Regions from separate parts of the Homo sapiens genome. Here regions 2 and 3 are each linked to region 1. Evidence: chromatin contacts called from ENCODE Hi-C or POLR2A ChIA-PET data. All regions are on one chromosome and are shown on one strand. Each heading gives the region's core, a stretch centred on a gene start or an enhancer-like site at or near the end of the contact. The rest is flanking DNA. Distances are from core to core; before and after follow the strand shown. Region 1 holds the start of POLR2A (RNA polymerase II subunit A). Region 2 holds the start of RPL26 (ribosomal protein L26). Region 3 holds the start of BORCS6 (BLOC-1 related complex subunit 6).

The links. Hi-C counts contacts between places; a loop is a spot of excess contacts on that map. ChIA-PET counts read pairs that join two places held with the same protein, here RNA polymerase II (POLR2A). Pooled maps may share reads with other maps.
Region 2: a pooled map shows a loop between it and region 1 (8-fold over the local background). The contact joins the promoter of RPL26 here to the promoter of POLR2A in region 1. A Hi-C loop is called at or near these places in 6 of 50 pooled maps. POLR2A ChIA-PET finds 5 or more read pairs at or near these places in 2 of 52 experiments (GM10248 and activated naive CD4-positive, alpha-beta T cell).
Region 3: a pooled map shows a loop between it and region 1 (13-fold over the local background). The contact joins the promoter of BORCS6 here to the promoter of POLR2A in region 1. A Hi-C loop is called at or near these places in 10 of 50 pooled maps. POLR2A ChIA-PET finds 5 or more read pairs at or near these places in 3 of 52 experiments (A549, K562 and MCF 10A).

What each region holds. Positions count from the first base shown.
Region 1 is chr17:7,482,760-7,486,733 of GRCh38, reverse strand. It overlaps POLR2A (RNA polymerase II subunit A), which reads right to left and starts at 2,368. Exons shown (of 30, transcript NM_000937.5): 1 at 1,877-2,368. The coding sequence starts at 1,969. It overlaps SLC35G6 (solute carrier family 35 member G6), which reads right to left. Exons shown (of 2, transcript NM_001102614.2): 2 at 3,238-3,974. The coding sequence ends at 3,733. It also overlaps a transcript of ZBTB4 not described here. RefSeq lists a silencer at 1,730-2,049 and enhancers at 1,168-2,161, 2,860-2,929, 3,020-3,069, 2,162-3,156, 3,160-3,429.
Region 2 is chr17:8,381,512-8,385,485 of GRCh38, reverse strand. It overlaps RPL26 (ribosomal protein L26), which reads left to right and starts at 2,293. Exons shown (of 4, transcript NM_000987.5): 1 at 2,293-2,329; 2 at 3,171-3,343. The coding sequence starts at 3,176. RefSeq lists a silencer at 1,699-1,968 and enhancers at 1,400-2,117, 2,369-2,538, 2,118-2,835.
Region 3 is chr17:8,188,199-8,192,172 of GRCh38, reverse strand. It overlaps BORCS6 (BLOC-1 related complex subunit 6), which reads left to right and starts at 1,993. Exons shown (of 1, transcript NM_017622.3): 1 at 1,993-3,828. The coding sequence starts at 2,033. The coding sequence ends at 3,106. LOC124903913 (a long non-coding RNA gene) reads left to right here. Exons shown (of 2, transcript XR_007065604.1): 2 at 1-898. RefSeq lists enhancers at 1,534-2,179, 1,922-2,201, 2,180-2,826, 3,965-3,974 and silencers at 2,312-2,361, 2,562-2,621, 2,692-2,741.

The DNA of each region.
Region 1 (3,974 bases), core at 1,119-3,618:
AATTGCAAATACTGTTTCCTGATCTGTTTTTCAGCTTTGCCACAGTGCCTCTATAAACAGAAGTGGCTCTTATTTTTATGTAGTGAAATCTGCCTTGGTCTTCCTTATATATAACGTTTAGCTCATTTTAGGCACTCCATAAAATTTGCCTATAATTAATTCACTACTATTAAGGACTTCTGTCTCTGGTATCAGCCCTGCAAAAGCCTTCTATTTTTTTTCTAGTGCTTTATGGGTTTTTTTAGGTTTAAGTCTTAACTTCATCTGGAACTGATTCTGTGGTATGGTGTGAGGTCAGGACGTTCTGACTCCTGACATAGCTGAACTTTCTCCCAGCAAAAATGGTCTCTATCCACAAACAGCCACTTAACTCCATTCTTTCCAGCCAGTGGGCTCCTCTACTTAGCGCCACAAGGGAAAAAGTCCAAGTCACCAATAGCTCTCCCCTAGGGCTGCCCTCCTCTCTCTGGTCTCTCCTCCTCTCGCATCAGTTCTTCATAGAGCAACTACAGCAGTAGTTTTTTCAAATGTGCTGTCACTCTGTTTATAATTGTCAACGACTACCTACTGAAAATGGAATTAAGTCCTGACTCCTTACCATAATATACAATATCCCATGCTTCTCCAGCCTATTTCTGTAACACTCTTCTCTCATCCACTAAACCTCAGCCACACCGGCCGCCTTTCACCCTGTAGGACAAGCCCAAGTTCATTTCTCCCTCAGGCCCTTTGCACTTGCTATTTCCTCTGCCGGAAAAGCTCTCGCCATCCAAACTATGGCTTCGACGACTGGCTGCCTCTCATCATTTGGGTAATGTCTTCTAAGATAGGCCTTCCCAGACCCTGACGCCATCCCATCTAAAGTAGCCCCACCTCGACGGGCGCGGTAGCTCACGCCTGTAATCCCAGCACTTTGAGAGGCCGAGGCGGGTGGATCACCTGAAGTCAGGAGTTCAGCCATTGCACTCTGGCCTGGGGAATAAGAGCGAAACTCCGTCTCAAAAAAAAAAAAAAAAAAAAAAAGACGGGGGAGAATCACCTCAGGGCAGGCGTTCGAGACCAGCCTGGCCAACATGGCAAAACCCCTCCTCTACTAAAAATACAAAAATTAGCGGGGCATGGTGGCGCATGCCTGTAATCCCAGCTACTCAGGAGGCTAAGGCAGGAGAATCGCTTGAACCCGGGAGGCGGAGATTGCAGTGAGCCGAGATCGTGCCATTGCACTCCAGCCTGGGCGACAGAGCAAGACTCCGTCTCAAAAAATAAAATAAAATAAAAATAAAAAAATAAAGTAGCCCCAGCTCAGTGACTCTCCATGGGATTACCCCTTTTCACTCTATTCGAGACAAATGCCATTAACTGAATTATCTCATTCATTCATTGTATTCATGTTTACTGCTTGCCCTTTCCCACAGACAGTGCTCTTGAAGGTAGGGTCCTGGTCTGTCGTGTTCACCTCTGTAACCCGAGTCTCCTGTGTCTTCAACAGAGCAGGTGCTCAGTTAACATTTGTATTACAGAAGAGGAGGAAGCTACCCGGGTTTGGCTTCTTAACCAAACTTGTAAAGACTCCCTAGGATTCGTCGGATCGCCTTTAACGTCGGTAACTCTGGAGTGTGAAATCAGTCATCCTTCTCTCCCTCCTTCTCACCCTCCAGCCAGCCCCCCATCTCGGACAAAGCGCTACGCCTGCTCAACTCTTTGCAAAATATAACTCTGGGAGGCCCGAGACTGGCGCCTACACGGCCTTGGCGCTGCTGAGCCATGCTCCTGGCCCGTCACCCATAAGCAGCGAGAAAGCGCCAAGTTTCCGCAGCCCCCGTCCGGCCCCGCCCGCCAGGGGAGGAGGGGGGAAGGGGAGGACAGAGCCGCTTACCAGTTCATCCGGACTCAGGACTCCGAACTGGACTCTCTTGATGGTGCGCAGCGGGCATGCGCTGTCCCCCGAGGGGGGGCCACCCCCGTGCATGGCGGAGGCAGGCGCGCTGCGCAGGCGCAAACCTCACTACAAAAAGCCTGCGCCGCCTCCGCCTAGGTGCTCAGACCTCGTCAGGGCGGCCACCGGGAAGGACCTCCCCGAGTTGGGAGGAAAAAGCCGGAGGAGGGGAAGGTGGGGGAGGGAAGGAGGCGGGGAAATAAGGAGCGAAAGGAGCCCTTCTTTCCCTTACCGGAAATTTTTCAGCTCCCAAAAAGGAAAAAAAAAGAAGGGAAAAGGAAAAGGTTTTTGGGGGAGGAAGAAGAAAAAGGGTAACGAATAAATAAGTAACCGGGTTCCTGAACGGCAGAGGTTACGGCAGTTTGTCTCTCCCCCTTCCGGGAGCCGCCTTCTTCTCCAACCGTCCCGGCCGCGCTCTCGGCGCTTCTGAGCAGCGAACTCGCTGAACGACGCTTCTTATAGATTCGCCCTCGCGTCCCCGCCCCTTCCTTTCCCGCCCTCCCTTGCGCTACGGGGCCGCCTGCGCAGGCCCGCAAGGGGTGCGAGCCAGAGTCGTGGGTAAACCCCCCGCTCGCTGGTTGGGCGACCTTTTGAAGTGACAGGGAGAGAAGAATTTTTTTCTTTAATCCCACCGCCTCTCCTCGCTGCTCCCTTTTGCACTGAGGCTTAAGGTTTGAAGACTCGAGGGTAAAATTGGGCCGCTTTCATTCTAGTTTGGACAACGGTTTCATCTTCAGCAAAAGCCTCTCATTCGTAGCCCCCCCCAGCTGGAAAATGGTCTGCTCTGCGAATCGGTAATGGCGGCGGGGCGGGGCGGGTCCTCCCGGGGAAGGGCGGTTGCTCATGAATATGCAGTTCTCTTGCTGAATATGCATGAACAAACCAAGATGGCAGGACCAGTGGCTTGTCCGGAAGTAGCCGATGTTTGTCAAACGGCCCCCGGAGACGGGTGGGCATCTCCTGGCCTGTAATGCCGCGCTGTACCGAGCCATGATCCTAGATCCATGGCCTGAGCCTCTCGAAGAGACTTCAGCTGGGAGGCCTGCTCTGGAAGGAGGGTGGCCACTGTCCGGGAGAGATCACGGGACCGCGACAATCCGAGAAAAGCAGATTAGCCATGGGGCGGGCCACGAAAGTCCTGGGGGATTTGGGGTCAAGGCATCTGAACATTAGGAAATCCTCCACTTTGTAGAATATTTCAGGAATAAAATGGGGGGCGGGGATCCCAAGGGGTTCTCCAATGAGAACGGTCGTAGGACTTTCCACTCTCCCTCCAAAGCAGAGACGACACCACTGCAAGCCACATTCAGAGTAATCCTTGTTTGATGTCAATGTCACGTCACCACCCCAAGGGGGGGGCACAAGCACGAGGAAAGGAAACCTTTGCCGTGAGGGGAGGGGTGGGGAGGCACGCTCCCCTCCCCCACCGCAGCTGCTGGCTCTGTCTTTGCCGGAACACTCCAGCCCCAATGCTCTTCTCTTTGCTGCTGAGTGAAGTCCTCCCCGTGGCCCACGGCCTCCCTGCCTCAGCCGTTTGGATCTGCTCCTCAGACTTTACCCCTTAGTTATGCCCTGATTCCAGGACCCAGCCTGGTCTCCACATCCCTTGGTCCCAGGCTGGCCCCAGGTCTTCCAGGTAGTCCCTCTCCACCAAGTCCCCAAGTCACCCTTGACTCTGAGAGGTATCCCTCTCCCACACCAGTTCTTTTCCAGTCACTTCTCCTCCCATGTTTGTCTTCAGTCTTTGCCTCTATTTATCCCTGTCCCTCCCAACCCCCGGGCTCCCAAGTTCTATCTCACTCCTCCACCTTCCCTTCCCTCTCACAGCTGAGGTTCCAGGCTGTGATGATGGCAATGCTGCCCAGCACAACCCCTGCCCCCACGATGTCAGAAGGTGCCACAGTCTCATGGAGCATATAATACTGCAGTATAAGGGCCACCACCACCTCGGAATGCAGGACAGCGCACACCAGGGCAGGGTGGGCCTTGGTGACCGCATAGCTCACACATGTGAAGGAGACCAAGGCGAGGATCCCCA
Region 2 (3,974 bases), core at 1,044-3,543, 900 kb before region 1:
CCGAACAGGAAGGGAGTTGGGAAACTAGTAAGGACAGTAGGAAGAAAGAGAAGGAGTGACAACGTGAAGGCCAGAAAGGCAAGGCAAGGAAGGAAGGCAGGCACCTTCGGCAGCTCCCTAGGACTTCCAGACCCAAATCACACTCAGCTCAGCCCTAGAGCCCCTGGGCTCCCGTCTAAATGCCTCTCTTCAGCGGCAAGGACCTGGTTCCTGGAAAACACGAGTCACGCTGCTTCACACCTCCAAGCCTTCCTTCAAGCAATTCCTACTGCCTTGTGGAGCGAATGCTAACATTCTTCCAATTCCAGTCAATGCTGACCTCACCTCAGAAGTCTTCCCTGACCCCAGAGCTCCCTTCTGCTCCTGAATCACAGAGACAGCAAGGGCAGCTGGCTCAGCGAGCACTTTTCCTGTGGTCTCGTGGCTGTTGATTCCCTTGTCTATCTTTTCTTGTAGACAGTAAACTTCCTGAAGGCACAAACTTTGACCTATTTTGCATCGCCAGTGTCTAGTTTCAGGGCTGGCCCAGGAAAGAAGCCTCATAAATATTTGTTGAAAAGAGTCGCAGCAGAGGAATTCTTGCTGAATTTTTCAGTGATGAATAAAATCTAGGGCTACTTCCTTCACAGCATATTTAAGAACACAACTATTTTTAAATCATGAAAACGCATGTTCGTTGCTGACCATCCTCTGGGCAGTCCTGACTATGAGGTTCCCACAAATTGGGGCCATATACAGTTCCCAGAAGAGGCCGGGGAGCCAGCCTGCACGGGTTCTGCTGTGACTTATGGGTCCTGTATAACCTTGCACCAAGTTCCTCTCATTTCTCTGTGGCTGAGTTGCCCAATCTGTAAAATGGGGACAATAATACCAGCAACAACAGAGCCATTTTGTGGATTAAAAGAATTCATGATGTAAAGTGTAGAGAAGAGCGTCCCCACACTCAGAAGGCTCACTACGTCTTCGGTATTCTTGTGAAACGCCTGTCCTCTGTCACTGTGACACCCGTGTCATTCATTCAGCAGAAGCCGTTCAGCGCCGGTGCCTGCTGCACTGCCGCTGCCTCAGAAACCATTTGCAGGGGCCGGGCGCGGTGGCTCACGCCTGTAATCCCAGCACTTTGGGAGGCTGAGGCGGGCGGATTGCCTGAGGTCGGGAGTTCGAGACCAGCCTGGCCAACATGGTGAACCCTCGTCTCTACTAAAACTACAAAAATTAGCCGGGCGTGGTGGCGGGCGCCTGTAATCCCAGCTACTCAGGAGGCTGAGGCAGGAGAACCCGGGAGGCGGAGGTTGCAGTGAGTGGAGATCGTGCCAGTGCGCTCCAGCCTGAGCAACAAGAGCGAAACTGTCTCAAAAAGAAGAAAAAGACACACACACACACACACACACACACACACACACACACACACACACACACACACACACACACACACGAAGAAGAAGAAAAGAAACCATTTGCAGGGAGCGCACGGCTTCCGTCTGGTCCTGAACTGGACGCAAACAGGCCGAGCATTTAGAAACCCGCGCAGCTCCCCGCACCGAGAGGCTTCCTCTCGCCTGGCTCCTTCGAAGCGTGGTCTGGACCAGCACCTCCCACAGCACTGGGGGCGCCTTGGAAACGCGGCCTTGGACCTATTTCCGCGGGGGCAGGCGGCGATCGGTGGCCCTGGTCCTCGCAAGGCCCCTCACCACCCAGAACTGAATCTCTGGCGGGCCCTGCTGTGCGGTCAGCAGACGCCCAGGTGCAGGGGCGGTGGCCGGCGTCGCGGTGGAGCTCGTTAAAGTACCGGCACGCTGGCCGCGCCCACGCCACGGGCGGGAGGGGACGGTGAGTGCAGGGACCCAGGCGACCGGCCGGCCGGCGTCCCCGCGCCTCCTGGCGGCCAGAAGCAGGGCCTGCGCTTCCCCGGCTAAGGGGTGCCGGCCCCCGCCCCGGCACCTGGGAGTGAAGGTACCAGCGGGTCTCCTGGGCGGTCTCCTGGGGCCGCTCGTTCCTTCATCACCCCCAGGGGCAGTTGGACCCTGAGCAGCCTTAGCCAATAGCCCCGGGACTACCCTTCCCAGAGGATTCAGCGGCAGCACCCGGGTCTCGGAAGGGAGACACTAGGACCTGGAGGAGGGGAGTTTTGCAATCCCTCGCAGTTCCCCTCCTAGCCACTAGGTGACACTAGCCATAAATTTATTTCCCAGTTTACTCCCCTCGCTCAAACTCCGCGCCCCTCTCGCTCCGAGAGACATAGGTCTCGCGAGATCTTTGGTAAACTTACAGAACCGGAAGCAGCGTGTAGTTCTCTTCCCTTTTGCGGCCATCACCGAAGCGGGAGCGGGTAAGGATTCGGCGGGCAAGCGGGTGTAATCAGCAGCCATCCGTTCTTGGGCATGGTGGCTTCCGACCGCGGGGACCCCGAGAGTCTCTTGTCGGCCGAGTAGCAGCCAGGAAGGAGAGACTGGGATGGTTTTTTATCTGTTGCTTTCTTAAATCAAGGGCCGCCGGGCCGGAGATGGATGGAGGGACCGGGGATTTGGGAACTCGAAAACGAGCTGAGGGAAGGGAGCCTGTGGAAATAGACTGGAGTCTGGGTAGTGTCGTTTCCTAGAGAATGGTCTCGAAGTAACTTCTCGGTAAAGTCTTCACGGAATTTCCAGACCACACTTGCCCACTGGGAGGCTTTTAGGACCCGAGACGTGTGCAGGCTTTTCCAGGTTCGGGTTGGTGGGCCTTATTCATTTTGGCGGGGCTATACGTATTCACTCTTAAGCCTGTAGAAGATGAACGTTGATTGTACCTTCTAAAACGTGAGGTTATAGTTAAGAGAATTGCGTTGTCGGTCTGCTCAGCAGAGATGTAAGTCCAGTCTTGATTTCCTCAGGCACTACTTGAGGAGTTGGGAGAGTGTAACTAAAAGGTCTTATAACTAGGACAAGTGTTTTTGATGCAAAAGTCTTTAGTCCGTAAACATATACAGAAAACACCCGAATAAAACAAAAAATAAAAAGTTTCGAGCTTCGGTTGATAGGCCCTTCCGATCAAACAGTTTTTGTTGAAGTTGCACAACATGACACTGCCTATGATCATTCTAGACTATCAAGATAAAATCATTGCGGTTATTTGTTTGGAAGCTGGATGAGATTTTGGTCATTTAAGAGTCTTTTTAACTTTTTATTTAGCCAAAATGAAGTTTAATCCCTTTGTGACTTCCGACCGAAGCAAGAATCGCAAAAGGCATTTCAATGCACCTTCCCACATTCGAAGGAAGATTATGTCTTCCCCTCTTTCCAAAGAGCTGAGACAGAAGTACAACGTGCGATCCATGCCCATCCGAAAGGATGATGAAGTTCAGGTGTGTATCCCTACTTGTTCTCGTTGTCTTGATGGATATTTTACGCACTTAGCTTAGAAGAGAGATTGCATTCCTGAGAAAGATGCTTCTGAGACTCTTGCTCCCAAAGAGTGGCAAGATGAGTTGAGCCAGGGACCAAAAAACAGTAAGTAAGCTGCTTTTCAGTTTTTAATTGTATTATTTGGTGAAAATCTTTTTTTTTTTTTTTTTTGAGATGAAGTCTCGCTCTTGTCCCCCCCAGGCTGGAGTGCAGTGGTGCCATCTCAGCTCACTGCAACCTTCGCCTCCCGGGTTCAGGCGATTCTCCTGCCTCAGCCTCCCGAGTAGCTGGGATTACAAGCGCCCGCCACCACGGCTCGGCTAATTTTTGTGTTTTTAGTAGAGGCGGGGTTTCACCATGTTGGGCAGGGTGGTCTCGAACTCATGGCGTCAGGTGATCAGCCCGCCTCAGCCTCCCAAAGTGCTGGGATTACAGGCGTGAGCCACCGCGCCCGGCTGAGATGGGGTCTCACTCTTACCCAGACTGGAGTGCAGTTGCGTGGTCATGGCTCTTGTGGGCTCAAGTGATGCTCCCATGTAGGACCTTTTTTTTGTTTCTGTAGAGAGGGGTCTCACTTTACTGCCCAGATTG
Region 3 (3,974 bases), core at 744-3,243, 710 kb before region 1:
ATACATCTAGAATGCATCCATCCACATCGTGCTAGGCTGAGCTACTATCACCTGGTACTTGGAACCGCCTCCTCACTGGTCTACCGTCTCCCTTGCAAACATTTTCTACAACAGCCAGTAATCCCTAAACATGAATCCCATCACATCACTCTCTTCCTGTGCTCAGCTTCCCATTCTCAAGGGAAGTCCTCCCATCTTCTAAAGAATATCTACCTACCCAGCCCAATTATATATGAGCTTTTTAGGTTTTTTTTTTTAGAGCAAAGGAATGACAGGTTTTGTCAAGCTGCAGGTGACTATAAGATACAGACAGCTGACAATTGTGGACTCCTCAGGCGTGGTGAAAGATTGAGCTACTATCATTAGGGTTGGCTGGCTAGGACCCCGGCAGGCACCTGGGGATAGTAGTGCTGGGAAGTTCTGGGGAGTTGCACTTCTGAATGCTGGCATGACACTGCCTCAAGACATCTCTCTATCCAAATGGAAAAAACAACCACATCCTTTGTCAGCTAAGGAGAGTTAGCAAACTGTTTTTATTAAATACTGATGTCTGGCCGGGCACGGTGGCTCACGCCTGTCATGCTAGCACTTTGGGAGGCCGAGGCGGGTGGATCACTTGAGGCCAGTAGTTCAAGACCAGCCTGGCCAACATGGTGAAACCCCATCTCTACTAAAAATACAAAATTAGCCGGGCGTGGTGGCGGGCGCTTGTAATCCCAGCTACCCGGGAGACTGAGTTAGGAGAATCGCGTGAACCCAGGAGGCGGAGGTTGCAGTGAGCCGAGATCGCGCCACTGCACTCCAGCCTGGGTGACGGAGTGGGACTCTGTCTCTAAATACATAAATAAATAAATAAATAAATAAATAAATAAATAAATAAAAATACTGATGTCTCCAAGCTTTGGCTATGTGTTGCAATGTACAACCTTTCCAATGTCGCTGCACCATTGCATTTAGAGGAAATCTCCATTCCCTAACAGGAACTACAAGGCCCCCTGCATGACGTGGCCCCTGCTGCCTGTTCAGCTCCTTGGCTCGAAATCCTTCCCCTTATCTTGCTGATTTTGTTTTAGTCCCAATGTCTCCTGCCCCCTCACCTCAGTTTCTTGAATACGTCAAGACTTCTTTGTCTCTGAGAGGTAGCTCAAGTTTTCTTCTCTCTGCCTGGGGGGTGGCTGCGTCTTTTTGGTTCTTTTTAGTTAAAAGTCTCACCAAAGAGGTATTTTCCTGACCCCTTACCTAAACTAGTGCCTGCTCAGTTATATTCTCAATCATAACACTTTATTTCCTGTATAGCACATATCAAAATTTGTGATCATTTCATTTGTTGAATATTTTACCTCGTGGCAAAATCACACGCCATCCTCCAAGGGGCGAGACCCCTCAGTGTGAAAGGGGCAAGAGACACAGAACAAGAGTGACAAACGCATAGGAAAGCCCAGAGGCCGCTGCCTTGACCACAGTGGGTCGCTCTGAGCAGTTCAGTGGTTAGGTCTCTTAACCAAGAAAGATAGAGCAAACCATTCATGCTCATGCTGGACTTCTGGTTTCCTTCTTTTTAGTCAACTAGGTTCAACCCTGATGGTCCAAGAAGGATATGCCATTTTCATCCTAAGAACCTCTCTAGGAACCCCAAGTGGGCTCCCCACTTGGTATTTTTGCTAAGCAATCACTGTTGGGGGGGGTACAATTACAGGCAGAAAGGATCTGAGCCCCACCCCTCGGGACTCAGGAATTTGAGGACCTTGGTCTTTAAGATCTGCCCCATCAGCTTTCAGAAAGGGCGGGGCGACGGGAGCAGCTGTCACCTCCTTCTCTCCACCCTGCCGGCGTTCACGTGTGTTCCGCTGTGCAGTAACAGCTCTTCTTCCGGGACTTCCTGGTCGCCGCGACCAATCAAAATGCTTTTCCTGTCCTTACCATTGTCAGCCGCTGCCAATCGGCTCGCCTCTACCAACGCCCCTTAAAGGCGCAGCCACTGCCTCCGGAGCCGGGGCGAACCAATTCCTCCGTTGCGGCCCCCACCTGCAGTATGGAGTCGTCTCGGGGGCGGCCCGGGCCCGAGACGGACCTTCTGGCTGTAGCGGAACATCAGGCCCTAGTCTTTGGCGGCGGGCCGGGCCGAACGTCCTCTGAGCCGCCCGCAGGCCTCCGGGTGTCCGGGGAGGAAGAGACCGAGAACGTTGGGGGCGCGAACCGCCACCCCAGGACGTCCCCGAAGACGTCAAGCTGCGGCGTCGTCCACCGGCCGGAACGGGAGGCTCTGGAGAACGAGCCCGGCCCTCAAGGGACGCTGTCTGGGGCCGGGAGCCGCAGGGGGGCGCCGGGTGCAGAGCACGAACCTTCCCTGTCCTCCCGGCACAAGAACCCGGCGCCGCCCGAGGGCAAGCCCTCCTCCGGGAGGGACTGCCGTCGAGGGGGACCAGGCGGCGGGATGGATGTTGAGCAGCAGGAGGAGGAAGACAACGACGAGGAGGCGGCCGCGGGCAGCAGAGCCGGCCGCTCGTTCTCCAGCCGTCTTCAGGACAGCCGCAGCCTGGACGGGCTGAGCGAGGCGTGCGGTGGCGCCGGGTCCTCAGGGAGTGCCGAGTCCGGCGCGGGCGGCGGACGCCGCGCCACCATCTCCAGTCCCCTGGAGCTCGAAGGCACAGTGAGCCGCCACGGCGACCTTACCCACTTTGTCGCCAACAACCTGCAACTCAAGATCCGTCTGAGCGGCGCGCCTCCACCCCCGCCTTCTGCCCCTGCGCGGCCCTGCCCAGCGCCTGCACCCACACCCACACCGGCCATTCCCCCAATCGACCCCGAGGTGCTGCGGGATCTGGAGCGGTTGAGTCGGGAGCTGGGAGGCCGGGTGGACCGTCTGCTTCGCGGTCTGGGTGGCGCGGTGCAGGAGCTGACGGCGCTGAGCGTGGGTTGCATCCAGACCTACCGCGATGCTGTGGACTCCTTAGGTGAAGCCGTGGACATGAGCATCAAGGGCATGTACACCCTGCTGGCGCGCTGCGAGGAGCTGGAGCGGGCTCTGCAGCCGGTTCAGGGGCTGGCGCGCCAAGTCCGGGATATCCGACGTACTCTGGAGGTGTTGGAGGCCCTGTGCAAGTGACCAGGAGGACAGGAGAGGCCGGTCCTGGCCAGGGCAGGGCCCAGCAGGACCCTAAGGACTCTTCAGGGAGTCCTGGTGGGAAGTGCCCACTGAGGGGAGGCCTGTGTGTTGGAGGCTCTTCCAGATGCGTTCAGCTGGCCCGTGCCCACTCGCTGGGCCTTAGGCTGGTGTATGTGGGGAAGTTCTAACGGCTCTCCTGGTGGGAAGGGATGTTGCTCTGCTTGTATTCAGTTGGCCATCTGTAGCTACCCTGTTCTTCCCAACTCTCCTCCCTAGCTAGAGCACCAGCCCTGGGAACACGGGGCTTTAGGTCTGCTTGAAGGTGAGGACGTGACTCCCACATGTAATCAGGAGAAAGGGACAGAGGAAGCCCCAGCCCCCACTGTGGCTATCCTGACTCCAGTGGCCACATCTCAGGTGCCAGGGGCTGTGGGAGCTTGTGCCGTCCTTGGCCAAACACCCCGCAGGCAAAGATGCACCCCTGCTGATGGAGAGCCTTCTGCTTCTGCCCTCTGGCCCTCTACCATACCACTTCCCCAGCCAGAACCGGCGTGCAGCTAGGAGGAATGGGTTGCACGGCGGAGGGGGTGAGGTGGGAGGCGTCTCACTGCTCTCAGGGTTCAGGTAGAATGTTGCTGGTTTTGAAGCTCACCTGTTGTGGAGTGTTCTAATCAGTTTTGGCTTTCTGAGTTTTTGTGGAATTAAAGTGCTGCTGCTGCGAAGGCTGAGGCTGAGTCTGTGTGGGGTTGCAGTGATTAATAAGCCAAAGGAATGGGAATGAGGGTCGGTGTTGTTCACGCAGCTCCCTTGGGGCTGGTGCTGGGAGTGGGGTGGGGGTGGAGATGTCTCAGGCTCCGTGGGGAAAGAT